Regions from separate parts of the Homo sapiens genome. Here region 1 is linked to region 2. Evidence: chromatin contacts called from ENCODE Hi-C or POLR2A ChIA-PET data. All regions are on one chromosome and are shown on one strand. Each heading gives the region's core, a stretch centred on a gene start or an enhancer-like site at or near the end of the contact. The rest is flanking DNA. Distances are from core to core; before and after follow the strand shown.

Region 1 (3,916 bases), core at 1,213-3,712, 40 kb after region 2:
ATTCCTTTATTGAAAATATGGAAAACAGAACAGGCAGGGTGGCTCATGTCTGTAATCCCAGCACTTTGGGAGGCTGAGGCGGGCAGATTGCTTGAGTCCAGGAGTTTGAGACCAGCCTGGCCAACATGGTGAAAACCCATCTTGACAAAAATACAACAACAACAAAAAAATTAGCTGGGCATGGTGGCATATGCCTGTAGTACCAGCTACTTGGGGGGCTGAAGTGGGAGGATCACTTTAGCCTGGGAGGCGGAGGTTGCAGTGAGCCAAGATCACACCATTGCACTCCAGCCTGGACAACAGAGCAAGACCCTGTCTCAAACAAAACAAAACAAAACAAAACAAACAAAACAGAGGAAGTGATATTTCTTGTTTCACATCATTGTTGTAGGGATAAAATTAATGAATATATGAGAATATGTTATATAAAAGTTAAAAACGACATATGTTTTAAAATGTTGTCACGATGATTTCTAGGATATGCTAATATCCCTGATAATTTGCTATAAATCAGTCTTTACTGCATACACCAGTAATCTGTACAGACTTCAGTTACTTAGTTACGTTCTAGATACTAAATCCTCAGTAGGTGGCTGGTAATGGCTGACAGGCTTTCCAGCCAGATGGGAGATCCTACATAGAAATGAGTTGGGATAAAAAAGCAAAAATAACATTTTCTTCACCATACCTGTAGTCATGATGCCTAAAAAAAACCCCAACCTGCATTTTATAAGCTTCAGTATTTTCATATCATCTCACTATATTTCATGTCATCCAATAGCATGCTTATATCATCCAACAATATTTTTAGCTTTTTAACAAGATAGTTTTGCTATCTGATTTGACCTTTTTATTTGACGTATATATATTTTTAAGAAACAACTGTCAGGTGAAATATTTTGATTATACATTTTGAATCCATGATTTAAGTATGTCTGACAGTCATAAATGTCCCAGAAGGCAATGAGATTCATGTCCCAAATTTTATAGCTTTATGTTTAAATTCTGCAGCCAAACTAAGTATTTCTTTTTTTCCTGAAGATAATTAAATATTATTATAGTGGCTGTTTCTGCCTGAAACAATTTCTTTGACTTGACATTTATTACTATATTTTCAGCCAGGGAAACACAGTGTTCAACTTTCCAAAGTCCAGATTTCCACACATGTACTATATTATTTTCATCTCAAAATAAAGGAAACTACTTGTACCTTGAAAAAGAAGAGGCTCAGTCAGGCACAGTGGCTCATGTCTGTAATCCCAGCACTTTGGGAGGCCAAGGCAGGAGGATTGCTTGAGCCCAGAAGTTTGAGATCAGCCTCGGCAACAAAACAAGACCCTATCTCTACAAATAATAAAAATAAAAAATTAGTTGGGCACAGTGGCACAAACCTATGATCCTAGCTACTCGAGAGGCCGAGGTGGGAGGATCATTTGAACCCAGGGGGTTGAGACTGTAAGGAGCCATGGTTGTGCCACTGTACTCCCGCCTGTGTGACAGGGCGAGACCCTGTGTCAAAAGAAAAATAAAGCAGAGGCTCAGCTTTTCAAATTGTAGGATCCTTTTTTTTTTTCCACTACCATAAGGCGTTCTGATTAAATCTACCTTAGTTACAGGGTCTGGTTTATGGATGGAGACAATAGGTAGCATAGTAGCTGAAAAAGAGAGAGAGAGAGACAAAGTTTATATTAACATTTAGTGGTTTTATTGCAACAATCTTCCACTGAGTTTATAAAACAAAGCTCTTTGCCTAAGCTCTTTTACGTAACTATCTATAGTTATAGTTTTATCAAAGACTTCTTTCTTGGGTTTGTATTGGGGTTTTTTGTTTATTTTGTTTGCCTGTTTATATATCTCTATATATATATTTTTAATTATACTTTAAGTTCTAGGGTACATGTGCACAACGTGCAGGTTTGTTACATATGTATACATGTGCCATGTTGGTGTGCTGCACCCATTAACTCATCATTTACATTAGGTATATCTCCTAATTGCCTGTTGTTTTTAATGCATATACCTAATCCCACATTTCTTGATGTCATTTTGCAAAGGAAAAGTTTGAATTTTCTGAGACTTTCTTTTTGAGAGAACACAGTAGCAACATTTAATCTCATCTTTGGATCCCAATCCAGCCACTGGTATGCTTTGATACCAAGTAGGAAAAGGAAGTGCTTAAAAATGTAAAAGGCTCTCCCTCCCTTTGTTTATTTACTCCTTTTCTCTATTTTTATTCTGGCATGCTCTGTCTCAGTGACTCAGGGGAAGGATGATGTCAAGCTGTTGTCAAGCCAATTGCATGGAAAGAGAAGAATTAACGTGTTCTCCCTTCAAAATGATGGATTCCATGGCTCCACATTCATCATCTGGCTCATGATTACCAACTCTTTGCAGTCCATTGCAGGGTGACCTCGTTAGCACTATCTGTGCACTTTCTGTGATAGCGGGCTGCCTGGAGGCCCTGCATGTGTGGTTCGGGTTAATGAGGGTCTGAGTCATCAAGTTAGAAACTCACCTTTCCAGCCATCAGATCCAGAAATGCTAGAAAAAGGCACAGGGCTCATAATCAGACATGCCATGTTGACGAAAGAGTAATGTCTCATCCTGGTGAGATCGTCCACAGGACCTGTGCTGAATAATTGTCAGGCAGCCATGAGACCACAGTAAGCTCCCATACTATCTAGAGGTCAATTTATCATCCAAGATGGCCTGCTTTGCAGATTGCTGCATGCATACCCTCTGCAGCACCAGGTAGCAGGCAGCAGGAGAGGTAGCCCCACAATAACACAGCATGTGTCCCTAGAGCATCTTCTTATTGAAATGGGAGATTTAAAACCTTTTAAAGAAAACTAATGGTCCTGTTTGCTGTCTAAGGATAAAGACGAGTACATTTTAATGGTGAAATAAAGAAACTTCAAATAAATTTTTCACTTGAAGCTGGCCTTCTGAGTCCCTCTCTCAAACCTGCCCCCATCTCACAGTTTCCCACTCCCCTGCTGCTCAGGATACTTCAGTGGGAAAGTTTAAACAAAACACACTAAGACAGTGTTTTCCAAACAGTGGGTCATGACCCATTAGTGGACTGTGAAAATAAATTTAGTAGATCACAACCAACATTAAAAAATAAAAAAAAGAAATAGGAGCTGGGTGCAGTGGTGTGTGCCTGTAGTCTCAGGTACTTGGGAGGCTGAGTGGGGAGGATTGCTTGAGTCTAGAAGTTCGAGGCTGCAATGATCTATGATGGTGCTTGTGAATAGCCACGGAGTCTAGCCTGGGCAACATAGCAAGACCCTGTATCTAAAAAAAAAATAAAAATAAGAAAAGAAATAAAATAGAACATCTGGATTGCAATGAAATGCATTCTTTATTGGATATAGTGATAAAAACTCTTTCAAAGCTGTTGCCCTAAGTGATAAATTTTGGTAACTTCTTCCTATATAAAATAATTATTTAAAAAATCCTGAAAATGAATAAAACAAATGTTTTATGATGATTGATACTAGCCATATCTGGTGATTAACAGGAGTAATAAGGAATAACATGCTCACTCCAACGCTCATAAGCCTTATCACCTAGATATTTTTTCTTGAAGCAATCTCCACATTCTCCATAGTGGAGACTATAACTGATTCAGGGTATGGTGGAGCATGTGTGTGTGTGTGTGTGTGTGTGTGTGTGTGTGTATGTTTGCATGTGAGTATGTAATCTGGCTCCTGTGGAAAGAAAACACATTGCTGGAAGATGAAATCACTGGACATAATTCTTTATTTCAAGCCTTTTCAGTTACACAGCTTCTTTTAAAAGTTTGACATGCAAAATTGTTAAATATCAAAATGCAAATCATGTAATTTCTCTTCCAGATGTCCTGCTTAGCTGCATATTTTTTCAGCCTGTGTATGTAACCCCAATGCTCAGT
Region 2 (3,639 bases), core at 1,115-3,614:
TGAGCAGTAGGTCTCAATGGTGGGCTTAAAATATTTAGTAAACAATGCTGTAAACGTATTTCCTGTTTGAAATATCTGCAAGTTTGAATTATTGAGCGAATCACCAAAACTGAACATGAGACACGAAGTGAGCATGTGCTTTTGAAAACAATAACACCAGTAGACTTGCTAGACACAGGGTTGCCACAAACCTTCAATTTGTAAAAAATGTACCAACTGCAAAGTGCAACAAAGCAAAGCACCATAAAACAAGGTATGCCTGTATTTAGACTGAGTAAGTGTATAACGTGATATCCGAGGACATACACATAACTTTACATATGTCATAATTTACTTATGTAATTTACATATTTTACATATGTAATTTACATAATTTACATATGTCATAACTTTACATATGTCACAATTTTAATTGCTAAAATTATTTCCCCATTTGACAAATGAGCACATAGGGGTTGAAAGAGTTTAAATAACTGGTGTCAAAAAGTGTGTAACAATAAGACTAACATTTGAGTGATTACCATGTGTTAGGCACCATGCCAGGCTGTTTATATAAATTATCTTAGCTCATCCTGACAGCAAAACTATACAGCTGGGTACTTTTCAATATTTCTCTATTTTAAAAATGAAAGAACTGAGGCACAGAGTGTAAATGATATGCCCAAAGTCTCTGGTACTTGGCAGAGGAAGAATTTGAACCCAAGGAGAATGATTCTAAAGCCCAGGTCCTATGCTGTATGTGGACACTGTGTCTTCACCAGCCCCTCCATCCCTGCCTCTGATTTCACAGGCACTCCACACACCCACTAACTGCCCTTTAGCATCCTGTAATTGTGATTCTATTATCTCGGCCATTTCCAATAGAATGCTTTCTTTAACTCTCTTACCAGTACTCTTATCACATCAAAACAGCAATAAAGTATGCTTATTTTTCCTGATTTCAGAGTTAATCTTTACAAAATGCTTTGGATATATGAAGCAAGTCTAGCAGCCAAAATATTATATAGGTTTCTACGATGTGTTCTGTTTGGGATTCCAGCAGCAAATCCACTCTGTTTTTTCTACATTGTTTGATCACAGTCAGTATTCTGCGTTTAGGCAGTTCTGAAGGGACCTTCTTATTTGTCACAATTATACAGTTGTAGTTTGATAAATGTTCAGCACCCTGGTACAACAATTGATTCTGTTTTTGTTGTTTTATCCCCCTTTTCCAGAATTGTATATTTCCACATATGCTGGACAATAGGCAGAAAGTGGAGACCCAAAGAACTTGTGATATGACGGACATAAGAAGCTTCAGTTGGCCTCAAATGTCAAATAATATCCTTCCTGAATAATCAAGAATGTCAAGCTTTTACTTTCTACATCTTGGACTGTACTTTGTACCAATCTCAAGTCCCATATGATGCACTTTCTAGGTGAAAAGTTTTTTTTTACAGACCTTAAATTTTTCTTTATTTACTTTTTAGAGTGATGGTATATATTAGTTTCACCACGTTAGTAATTCATGCTATATAAATGATAAGCCAAAGTAAGAAAAATAGTGAAATGAATTGCAAATCTAACTACATTTTTTAGTTTCCATAATCACCACAGAAATTGCTGTTAGTGCACTTGATCCAAGAAGAGTCATTCACAATCTCTCCCTTGCATGTTTCCCACCTGGATACAGATTCGTTTAGAGGTCAGCCTCTGACACAAGATCAGTCAATCCAATGCCTGCCATTATAGTTTTGGAAAGGTGCCTAAAAAGACATTAATTTTCCTCCAAATGACAGAAACTAAAGGCAGGTGAATGCGGCAGCTATTGGTGTACTTGGATGCTGAGGATCAGGCAGAGTGGCTTGGTAATGAGAGAGATGAATGAGACAGACACCCAGAGAGAAAGGAAATTAAGGAGCAGTAAAAGCATTTTACACCCCTCCCTCCACTCTGCCAACCCTCAGGGCTCATACACTTTTGCTAACTATATCACTTATGTGCTGTTGTATACCAAATTACCTCAAAACTAAGTGGCTTAACACAACAGCATGTATTATCCCACAATTTCTGTGGGCTGAGAATCTAGACAGGGAGTAGTTGGATCCCCTGTGTCAGAGTCTTCCACGAGTTTGCAGTCAAAGTCCTGACTGAGGTTGTGGTTTCATCTGAAATTTCAAATGGGGAAGGATCCTTTCCCAAGTTCACTCATATGGCTGCAGTAGGATTCAGTTTCCTGCAGACTGTTACACTAATAGCCTCAGTTTCTCACCACCTGTTGGCCAGAGGCTGCACTCAGTTTCTTGTCACATAAGCTTCTCAGCTCACAGCATGGCATCTGCCTTTGTCAGAGTGAAAAGAGAAAAAGCCACCAAGAAGGAAGTCATGGTCTAATCTTGGAGGAGAATCTTATGACTTTTGCTGCTCTCTTCTTGTTAGAAGCCACTACATCCAGCCTCTACTCATGGGAAGGAAATGACACAAGGTGTGGGTATCAGGAGGCAGAAATCTTTGAGAGCTGTTTTAAAAGCAACCTAACACACTGACATATTTCAGTCCTTAGGCACTGTAAAATAGCCCAAATATCCCTGCAGTACATCTGAATGCTTGCCTAAATTCTCCAAAATTCTTTTCTATTATTTACAATCAAAACTTCTTACATATATCGAATAGTTTAATTAAATCCAAATTTAGAATCAAGAGGCAATTGTATTATGAGAAAATATATTACTACATTTCTAAGTTCCTTTGTCACACATACACAAACACAACTAACAGAGTATTTAATAGTGATAAAGGCTGAGATATGAGAAAACAAAATACTAGGAATTCTTACTACTAGGAAAATAAATCCTATGAAGATGAAAATTGCTGAAATTTTCAAGTAGATAGTGAAAATACATGGTGGTTGTGGCATTTCTTCCTCTCCTCCCCTTCTTCCTCCTCCTCCTCCTCCTCATCCTCCTCCTCCTTCTTCTTTTAAAACCCTAAATACTTTCATGGAGGTCATTTATTTTTCCATGCTTTTCATTTTCTAAACATCTTAGTTTTCTCTCATCATCTTATACAGTGGAAAAAGTAAGCAAAAAAAATAGGATAACACTATGATAAATTTGAATGTTTCTCTGCTTCAGATTACAAGGTACGTTTTTGTGGTAATTATAAAAATTGAAAAAAAAATGGTGAAAACCCCTTATCTTGGGTTACTGTGTCAAGTAGGAAGTTGAGCAGCATTTCAAAAAACACCTTTAGCAAAAGTCCCCTCCCTGGTTTTTCCTGCAAACATTAACCTCAAGCGTTTAGTTCCTTCCATATTATTTATACATTTAACCTCAAAATTTTATTTAAGAAGTCACAAGAAGATCTAAGAAAAGGCCCAAATGTCAGCCATCTGTGGACCAGACCTGAAAATCTTCCTGGAGGAGATGAAAACCTCTCATTTCATAGAACTGAAAAAGGGCCATTGTATAGACCAGCAGCTGCGGTGCAGCTCCTCCAGGTCTCACCACTGAATCAGGAATCCTATAAATATGCACCTCAACCACATAAACAGTTTCTCTTCAGTTTCTGGATTGGAGTTTATCTTTGCTGTGCAGAATCAATTTAGCTTTGGACAGAAAAATTTGCAAGAAATCAAAAAAGCGGGTTTAAAAAGCAAAC

What was found. A loop is a pair of places that touch in the nucleus more often than their neighbours do. ChIA-PET counts read pairs that join two places held with the same protein, here RNA polymerase II (POLR2A). Pooled maps may share reads with other maps.
Region 1: a loop to region 2 is called in a map of breast epithelium, with 20 times the contacts of the local background. The contact joins two enhancer-like sites. A Hi-C loop is called at or near these places in 6 of 168 maps with a recorded cell type or tissue (B cell, CD4-positive, alpha-beta memory T cell, Right ventricle myocardium inferior and 3 more), 1 of 37 single-sample maps with no recorded cell type and 6 of 50 pooled maps. POLR2A ChIA-PET finds 5 or more read pairs at or near these places in 3 of 52 experiments (K562, activated B cell and activated naive CD4-positive, alpha-beta T cell).

Annotation. Positions count from the first base shown.
Region 1 is chr12:92,222,534-92,226,449 of GRCh38, forward strand. No RefSeq gene overlaps it. Among named protein-coding and RNA genes, the nearest start is that of BTG1-DT, 78 kb to the left of the region's middle. Within about 2 kb of position 2,463, at least 3 of the 41 ENCODE cell types and tissues checked have a DNase peak (open chromatin) inside an H3K27ac peak, as active enhancers do.
Region 2 is chr12:92,182,912-92,186,550 of GRCh38, forward strand. It overlaps BTG1-DT (BTG1 divergent transcript), which reads left to right. Exons shown (of 3, transcript NR_135036.1): 3 at 1,215-2,873. Among named protein-coding and RNA genes, the nearest start is that of BTG1-DT, 39 kb to the left of the region's middle. Within about 2 kb of position 2,365, at least 5 of the 41 ENCODE cell types and tissues checked have a DNase peak (open chromatin) inside an H3K27ac peak, as active enhancers do.